Linked DNA regions of Homo sapiens: regions 1 and 2 are each linked to region 3. Evidence: chromatin loops called from intact Hi-C (ENCODE). Cell type or tissue: mammary epithelial cell. All regions are shown on one strand. Region 1 overlaps OSBP2 (oxysterol binding protein 2). Region 2 overlaps OSBP2 (oxysterol binding protein 2). Region 3 overlaps OSBP2 (oxysterol binding protein 2).

Evidence for each region. Peaks named below come from ENCODE experiments on the same cell type or tissue, not always from the same donor. Only the 100,000 strongest peaks of a DNase experiment are listed, where the experiment ranks them.
Region 1: it touches region 3 in a loop (9-fold over the local background); 2 of 110 quality-filtered maps call a loop at or near these places.
Region 2: it touches region 3 in a loop (11-fold over the local background); 29 of 110 quality-filtered maps call a loop at or near these places.

Annotation. Positions count from the first base shown.
Region 1 is chr22:30,829,208-30,831,707 of GRCh38, reverse strand. All of the region lies in intron 2 of OSBP2 (oxysterol binding protein 2), which reads right to left. Among named protein-coding and RNA genes, the nearest start is that of MORC2-AS1, 92 kb to the left of the region's middle. RefSeq lists enhancers at 816-1,316, 1,317-1,817, 753-1,952. In mammary epithelial cell, a CTCF peak has its summit at 1,260; DNase peaks (open chromatin) are centred at 597 and 1,467; H3K27ac peaks cover 2,328 bases.
Region 2 is chr22:30,889,625-30,892,124 of GRCh38, reverse strand. It overlaps OSBP2 (oxysterol binding protein 2), which reads right to left. Exons shown (of 14, transcript NM_030758.4): 7 at 2,489-2,500; 8 at 1,152-1,397. It overlaps LOC107985544 (a long non-coding RNA gene), which reads left to right. Exons shown (of 3, transcript NR_146603.1): 3 at 1,935-2,500. Among named protein-coding and RNA genes, the nearest start is that of MORC2-AS1, 31 kb to the left of the region's middle. In mammary epithelial cell, a CTCF peak has its summit at 1,328 (motif pointing right); no DNase peak of the experiment used is centred here.
Region 3 is chr22:30,762,673-30,765,172 of GRCh38, reverse strand. All of the region lies in intron 2 of OSBP2 (oxysterol binding protein 2), which reads right to left. Among named protein-coding and RNA genes, the nearest start is that of MIR3200, 32 kb to the right of the region's middle. RefSeq lists a silencer at 1,194-1,243. In mammary epithelial cell, a CTCF peak has its summit at 1,239 (motif pointing left); a DNase peak (open chromatin) is centred at 1,172; H3K27ac peaks cover 244 bases.

The sequences.
Region 1 (2,500 bases), 67 kb before region 3:
AGATAACTCCAGAGAACAGGGGCAGTGCCAGCATCACCCCCAATTCAGAAGGGCCCTACCCTTGATTTAATTCTCAGCTGTCTTGAAATTCTTAATAATTTTTGCAAGGGGCCCTATATTTTCATTTTGCATTTGCCCCACAAGTCAAGAAGCAGGTTTTGCTAGGGGATGACAGTTCCAGGGACCACTTCTCTGAACCCCAACCACCAAGGACAGTGGATCGGTGCCAGGGTCCCAAGAAGTCCTGTCTGGCTTGGGTTCCAGCCACGTACAACATAAACCAACTTCGTTTAGAATGCCTTCCGTTGGTTTTCCACACAATGGCAGGAGACAGTGCAGCTGACGAGCCATCAAAGAGCAACAACAAATAATAACTGAACTAGTAAGGACACTTCATGCTTTTTGGTTAGTCAATTGCAAGTGAAAACAAGGCACATTATACTGGCCAAAGAATAATCTCTCAGAATGATGGAAGTCTAATGTAGGGAAGCTTACAGCAAGGTGTTGTCCACACCCGCCCCAAGCATCATGAACCAGAACGTTCTTGCCAAGGGTGATGGGGCTGCTAGAGGGAAGCATTCACACCCTTTGACTCAGCGATTGCATTCTTGGCAATGTGTCCCGGAAAGAAACACAAAGGAAAAACTTTACATGCCAAAGATGCTCAGGCAGCAGTTGGCTACAGTGATCTGGGAAGAACCTAAATGTCTAACAGAAGGAAAAGGCATTCCACAGCCTTCCAACGAATAAACACAAAGCCTGCGATAACGTGGGAAAGTGTTTATGATGTACAGCCATGTGAAAATGACATTTTTTTTTTTTGGATCTCAATGATATTAAAAGGATGTTTGTATAAAGGAAAAACATTGACCAAAAATAGAGACCTAAAAACAGTGGCAAAGGGATAATGGCGCTATGGAAACGCCATGCTCTTGAACATCTGGAATTGTTGTCTAAACAGTAAATAACCCTTAAAAATAATGAATGCCTAGGGCACAGAAGATTGGTCCTGCTGAATCTCAGAAAGTCTGGCCAAAAACAAAGCATGTGTGCTGGGGGACAGGTGAGGAGTGGGATTTGGGGAAGGGATTTTGCCAGGCAGATGAGCAGTTACCAAATGGTTAATGAACTAAGAGTCACATTCCAGGGGCCCTGTCCCGTACAAACTATGCTGCTTCTAATGTAAAAATATCCGCGGTGGAGGGATGCACCCAGTGGGCCTGACCAGGAAAGACACTTGTCCTCTAACCAGCCCCACCTATGGCCGAAAGGCTGATGGCCATGCCAGGTCAGGATGCGGCAGGCAGCCCCAGGGCGCTGTCCAGGTGGGGTTCCATTCCCCAAGTCTGTGGCCTCCTTCCGCCTTGACACACCACCCAGTGTGAGCAACTACTATTTCTGAAGATATGCGTCAGGAATCATTACTCAACACACACGTCACAGGGAAACAGGACATAAAAGGAAATTTATCTTTGGCAGCCCAAAGCCCATAACTTCATTTTTATTCATATTGCTCATCTATTTGATCAGATGCTGCTGCTGGTTTGAGCTGACTGGCACTTTATAGGAAAACCAGATGCCAGGAGAATGAATCTGCAGTGGGCAGGGCCGGGCCCTACAGGACACTCCCTGATGAGGTCAGAAGAAGATGTACATCCAGCAAACCCCTCAGTCCCAGCTCCAGCTCAACCCCATGCATCCAGACTCAGGCCCCTCTCTCCATTTCACTAGCCACCTTGAGATCTTTTCACTGAAGTCTCCCAAGCCCTGCTCCCACTTTGGCCCCCGTCGGGTCACCTGTCTTAGCCTGGCACCTAAGCAGCCCTCTCTTTGCCCAGAGGCAACAGAGGTCATTGTGCTACCTTCAGGACCAGTCAAATATTATTACTAATAATTGTTTTTATTAACAGGGCTGTTGCATATGGTTGAGCAGGTTGTACATTGCACAGCCCTAGGAAGTGCCATTCACAACAGACACTATAGATTTATTTTTATTACAATGCAAATCCAGCAAATGGAAGAGTCTCGTTCTGACAAATCAGAACAATTTTAAACTATTACAACAGTTTACAAATAAGTAGAGGTAAGGGCCCGGCGTGGTGGCTCACGCCTGCAATCCCAGCACTTTGGGAGGATTTGGTTCACGCCTGTAATCCCAGCACTTTGGCAGGCAGACCATTTGAGTTCAGGAGTTCAAGACCAGTCTGGCCAACATGGGGAAACCCCATCTCTACTAAAAATACAAAAATTAGCCAGGCGTGGTGGCAGGCATCTGTAATCCCAGCTACTCGGGAGGCTGATGCAGGAGAACAGCTTGAACCCGGGAGGCAGAGGTTGCAGTGAGCCGAGATTGCACCACGGCACTGCAGCCTGGAAGACTCCAGAGCAAGACTCCGTCTCAAAAAAATAACTAAACAAAAAATAAGTAGGGGTAAAGGGTCTTGAGGAAGAGGCATCCTTTTCTAATCCACGCGAGGTGCCAAGTGAGCCCACAGCAGCC
Region 2 (2,500 bases), 130 kb before region 3:
CTCCCACCTCCATCTCCCCAGGCTTCCCTGTGGGCCACTCCCTCCATCGCAGTGGAGGGTTCCTCTGGCAGGTCAGGAGGCAGGCCCCACCCGGGGTGCACCGCCCTCCAGCTGCTGCTTCTTCACCCTCCTTTCCTTTCCTCCCCTCACTCTTTCTGCATCAGCAAAGCTGCTCCCTGACCACCCCCTTTCTAAAAGAGCTGGAAGCAGCCACAGTATCTGCCTTGCTTTCCCAGCCCCATGAGAACCAGAGCCGTGTCTGTTCACTTCCCAGCTGAAACCTCCATGTCTGAGCAGCACCTGGCATGTCGAGGGCACCTAATGTCTGCTAAGTGGAGAAATACATTCACTCCAGGGTTCAGGCCAAGGACCCAAGATCACCCTGACTGCCCCCCACCCCCGTATCCAAAGCGTCGGCAAACCAGCTGGCTCATCCTTCAAAAGCTGCCTGTGTTCTGGCCTCCCCCTTCCCCCAGGTCTGGCCACCACACCCCTGCGTGTGTCACTGCAGCCACCTCCTAACGGGGCCTTGCAGCAGCTGCAGCCTCTTCAACTAGCAGCAGGGTCTGTGAATGGCCAGCATCCCACACTCATGCCAGGAGCCAGGGCAACGCCAGCACCAACAGAATCACCTCGTTTCCAACCAGGACGCCCAGGTTCAGCATGGGGCTGCCACTGCTGAGGCTCCTGGGCCTGGGTCTTGGCATATCTCTGTGGGGAAGGGGTGGTGGGGACAGGCTGCTGTCACTGGCTGGGGCAGAGTCCATCCCACCGCACCCAGGCTCCTCCTGCCAGCCGCCTTCAGCTCGGTAGTGACCCCATGCTCCTCCCCAGCAGTGCCCACAGATGCCCCTCCACCTCTGCTCCACAACACCCTGGACTGGAGCTTATCCTCCCGCTCCCTGCAACCAGGCCTGACCTTGTCCTCACCAAGCTGAGTTCTCATGCCCCTCGCCATCTCCAGGAGGCCGTGTGCCTGCCCCTGCCATGGAAGGCCCTGCTCCCTGGCTGGACCTCAGCTTGATGGCCCCTTGGGTATGGGCAGTCAGGGTCAGACAGACGCTGCCTCCCATTTGTCACCTTGGGCCTGGCAGGAACAGCTTGGCCAGAGTGTGGGTGGGCGCCACCCAGTGCCAGCCTAGCCCCCTCACCTGCTCACAGAGGGAGCGCAGGCCCATGTCGTCGAGGCGGTCCAGCTCGAAGGTCTCCCCCAGCATGGGGTTGAAGGGCTTGGCGATGCGGTGCACTGTGGTGGAGTAGGAGGACACAGAGAAGGCGGCCACCAGGCACATCTGCTCCACTGAGCTGGTGCAGTGCACTGCCTTGTCCAGCAGGTGGTGGTACTCCAGGTCCTCTGTCAGCCGCTGGAGCATGGACAGGGGCTCATTGAAGTTCACCTGTGGGTGGACAGGTGGGTGGTCAGGCTGGGCACCAGCCCCGGCTTGGCATGGTGCCCTTGCTTTTCTCGGATGTTCAGGGACATCCCTGCTCAGACAGCACCTTCACAGTGAGGCTCCTCAGATGGCCCTGTCCAACAGTGTGGCCCCCAAGCCATCACCTCCCTGGCCCCTCCTGGCTGTTTTCTCCACAGCCCTTCCCACTTTCTGGTCTGCTGCATCCTACACACTTTTATCATGTTCACTGTTGCTCTCCTCTGCTCGGATGGACACCCACCAAGGCCAGGGGTTCTGCCTGGCCCACTGCTGTATCTTGAGTGCAGAATCTTAGGAAGCAGTGACTGAATGGGCACATGAGTCTGTGGGTGGAGGAAGTGGGTCTTCCCCATGTTGCGAGCTGTGATGGGGCCCGGCACAGGATGGGTTAGGCCCAAGGCCCCTATCTCGGTGTCACATAGGGCAGGGTCACTCTCCCCACCATGATGCCATCGGGTACGAGTCTCAGCTTCCTCGTGTTATCTTGCTCCATCCTCCCAGACACTGAAGAGGACGCTGTGTTTCTCCCCACCCTACACATGTGGACACAGAGGCTGGAGATGTGAAGGAACTTGTTCTGGGTCACACAGCAGAACCGTCTGGCCTAGTGGAGATGCCACTGTAGCCAGGTGGCATGAGGATCCAAGCTCTGAGCCTGCATTTCCTGGGGATGGCACCAGGGATGGCTGCCAGCTGAAGGAGGGCCCACCCCTCCACACACAGCCCCATCCTGCCACTCCCCATCTACAGATCGGGACAGCTGGGACATGGTAAGGTCCTGTGAGATCCAGAGGTGCTCTGGGGCTCCCCAGGTTGCTGATCCATGCAGAGCTTCTCCCTGGCTCCTCCTGTCAGAGCCCAAAGATCCCTGTACTTTGGAAGATTGGGCAATGCCTATGTGCACGATTAGATAATTAGTTACATGCTCCTCAGGTGCCGTTAAGAAAATGACACTCCAAGGCTGTGTGTACTTCACACAGGCCATTACTGCTCATCCACGCACAGGAAAGCAGCCCCAGAGGACCTGTCGGGGCTGCCCTGCCCGAGCCACCCACCGGCATGGGGAT
Region 3 (2,500 bases):
ACCTGTAATCCAGCACTTTGGGAGGCCGAGGCAGGAAAATTGCCTGAGCCCAGCAGTTTGAGACCAGCATGGGCAACACGGTGAGGCCCTGTCTCTATAAAAAAAATTTAAATTAAATTAAAACAAATAAAAATTAAAATGGGGGTCCCTAGGTGCCATATGACCATCGGATCTGAATCTCAGTGGTCCTGCCCTAGGAATCTGCAGTTTTAACATGCTCCCCCAGGAAGACTTCATGTCCCTCAAAGTAAGAGAGAAGTTATTCAGTTTTCTTTTCTTGTGTTGTTTAATCCATACCAGTCAAATTTTCACTCAAGTGAGTTCATAAGAGAGTTCTTTATACTGTCTGGCCAGCTGGGAGGATGGGGCTTCTCTCCTCCTCAGGACTGAGGGGTCTGAGGGTCAATAGCTTGAATGCACCTATATTTTCCCTTTGTTCTAAGGAGAGCATAACCCTGTTCCCATCCATCTTCTTAGGGAGTGAGGACAGAGGCAGTGGCCACAGAAGAACCTGGATCAGTATCTGCAGGCATTCTCCAAGCCCTAAGGAATGTCTCCCCCAACAAGTAAGAAACACTGTGCTTTGTGAAGTCATTCCTTCAAACGGGAAGAGAGGACTGTTAAGTGGACCAAGCCCACTTGCATCCCCAGGCACACAGGCAGCAGGGTTCCCGAGAGCTGTTTACAGAGCCAGAACAACGCCACACTCCCTGGGAATTTATTTCCACCTCAGTGGGATCACACCCAACAGGAACAGGAGGAAATTCTTCCAAGTCCTACCTGTTAGAGGATTTTCATTTTGGAGCAATAGGGTGGCAGGCTGTCCAGGTATTCTTTAGGGCCAGCCTCTAGGGCCACCAGCCACCCAACCCCCTCCTCATCCCCGCCCACCCCACTCTACTGCCTGCTCTAGTTGCTCTAAGGGCAGAGCCTGGGCTGCCTGGGATAATTCCAAGTGCTGGGCTGTGATATCAGAATAGAGTTATGACATCAATGGAGGGTAGGCGAGCCTAGGGGAGGCGAGAACCGGGGAGCCCCTGAGGCGCTAGGCTAGCCCCCCAGAAGTGAAGGCCCAAGAGGGAGGTGGCCAGCTCTGTATCGGTTTCTTACAAACCTGAACATCAGAAAATGACTCACAGGTACGGAGAGATTTGTTGCAAGCCAGCCAACCTGCTGGTGCTTCCCTAGACACTGAGTTACAGAAAAGAAAGCGAACAAGCCATCTTCTAGCGCCCCCCTGTGTCAAGTAAAAGGATACTATCTCTTTTCTGACTTGGAGGTTTGCCTTTGGACCAGGGAGTTGGGAGCAGAGACCCCAAGTGGGCTGGGGGTCAAGGTCCCCCAGGATAGGGTTAAATGCTCGTAGATAAAATGCAGGATGCCCAGTTACATTTGAATTTCAGACACACAATAAATAAATTTTAGTATATAGACTGCCCAAATATTGCATGAGACATCCTTATACTAAAATATTATTCGTTTTGTATTTGAAGCTCAAATTAAACTGGGTGACCTGTGGGTTTTTTTTTTTTTTTCTGTCACTCTGTTGCCCAGGCTGGAGAGCAGTGGCTCAATCTCGGCTCACTGCAACCTCCACCTCCTGGGTTCAAGCAATTCTCCTGCCTCAGCCTCCCAAGTAGCTGGGATTAGAGGCATGCACCACCACACCTGGATAATTTTTGTATTTTCAGTAGAAACAGGTTTCACCATGTTGGCCAGGCTGGTCTTGAACTTCTGACCTCAAGTGATCTGTCCACTTCAGCCTCCCAAAGTGTTGGGATTACAGGCGTAAGCCACTGCACCCGGCCAACCTGTGTTTGTATATTTTGAATCTGCCAATCCCACTCAAGGAGCTTTTGAAAAAAAATACAAATACCCTCTGCACCCAAAAGTCATTCTCATTCTGTTTTAGCAGGGCAGGGGACTTCTTGGGAACCTGTATTATTTTAAAGCTGCGAAAGTGACTATCAATAACTGCAGCTTACTTTAGTCGAGTGTTTGCCAAGCCGTGTGCCAAGATCTCTTCACACATTATCTAAACTAATCCTCACAGCACCTCTAAGAGTTGGTTCTATCATGAAACCCATTTTACAAAGGAGAGAAATGATGCAAAAGACGGCAAGCAACTTGTCCAAGGTCACACAGTGGGTAAGTGTGGGAGCCACGATTTGAACCCAGGCAGGCTGGCTCCAGCATCTCTGCTTCCACTGACTTAGAAATCTTTGATTGAAGGGACCCTGGGAAGCACAGAATTGAAGCTTCTAGGGGACTGACAAGCGGGGACTCTGAGGCTCTAGGAAGCCCATGCTCAGACTAACTGCTACGCTACCATGCTCGAGGGGCTGAGCCAAGGAGCAAACACCTGGGAGCAAACATCTGGCCCAGGCAGGAGGCTGGCTCAGAGAAGGCTTTCCTGAATGGCCTCTCCCTGGAGGGTAAACAGACTTGAGGAAAATAGGGTGTGGGAAGGGGCTGGATACTAGGGAACAGACCTTGCCAA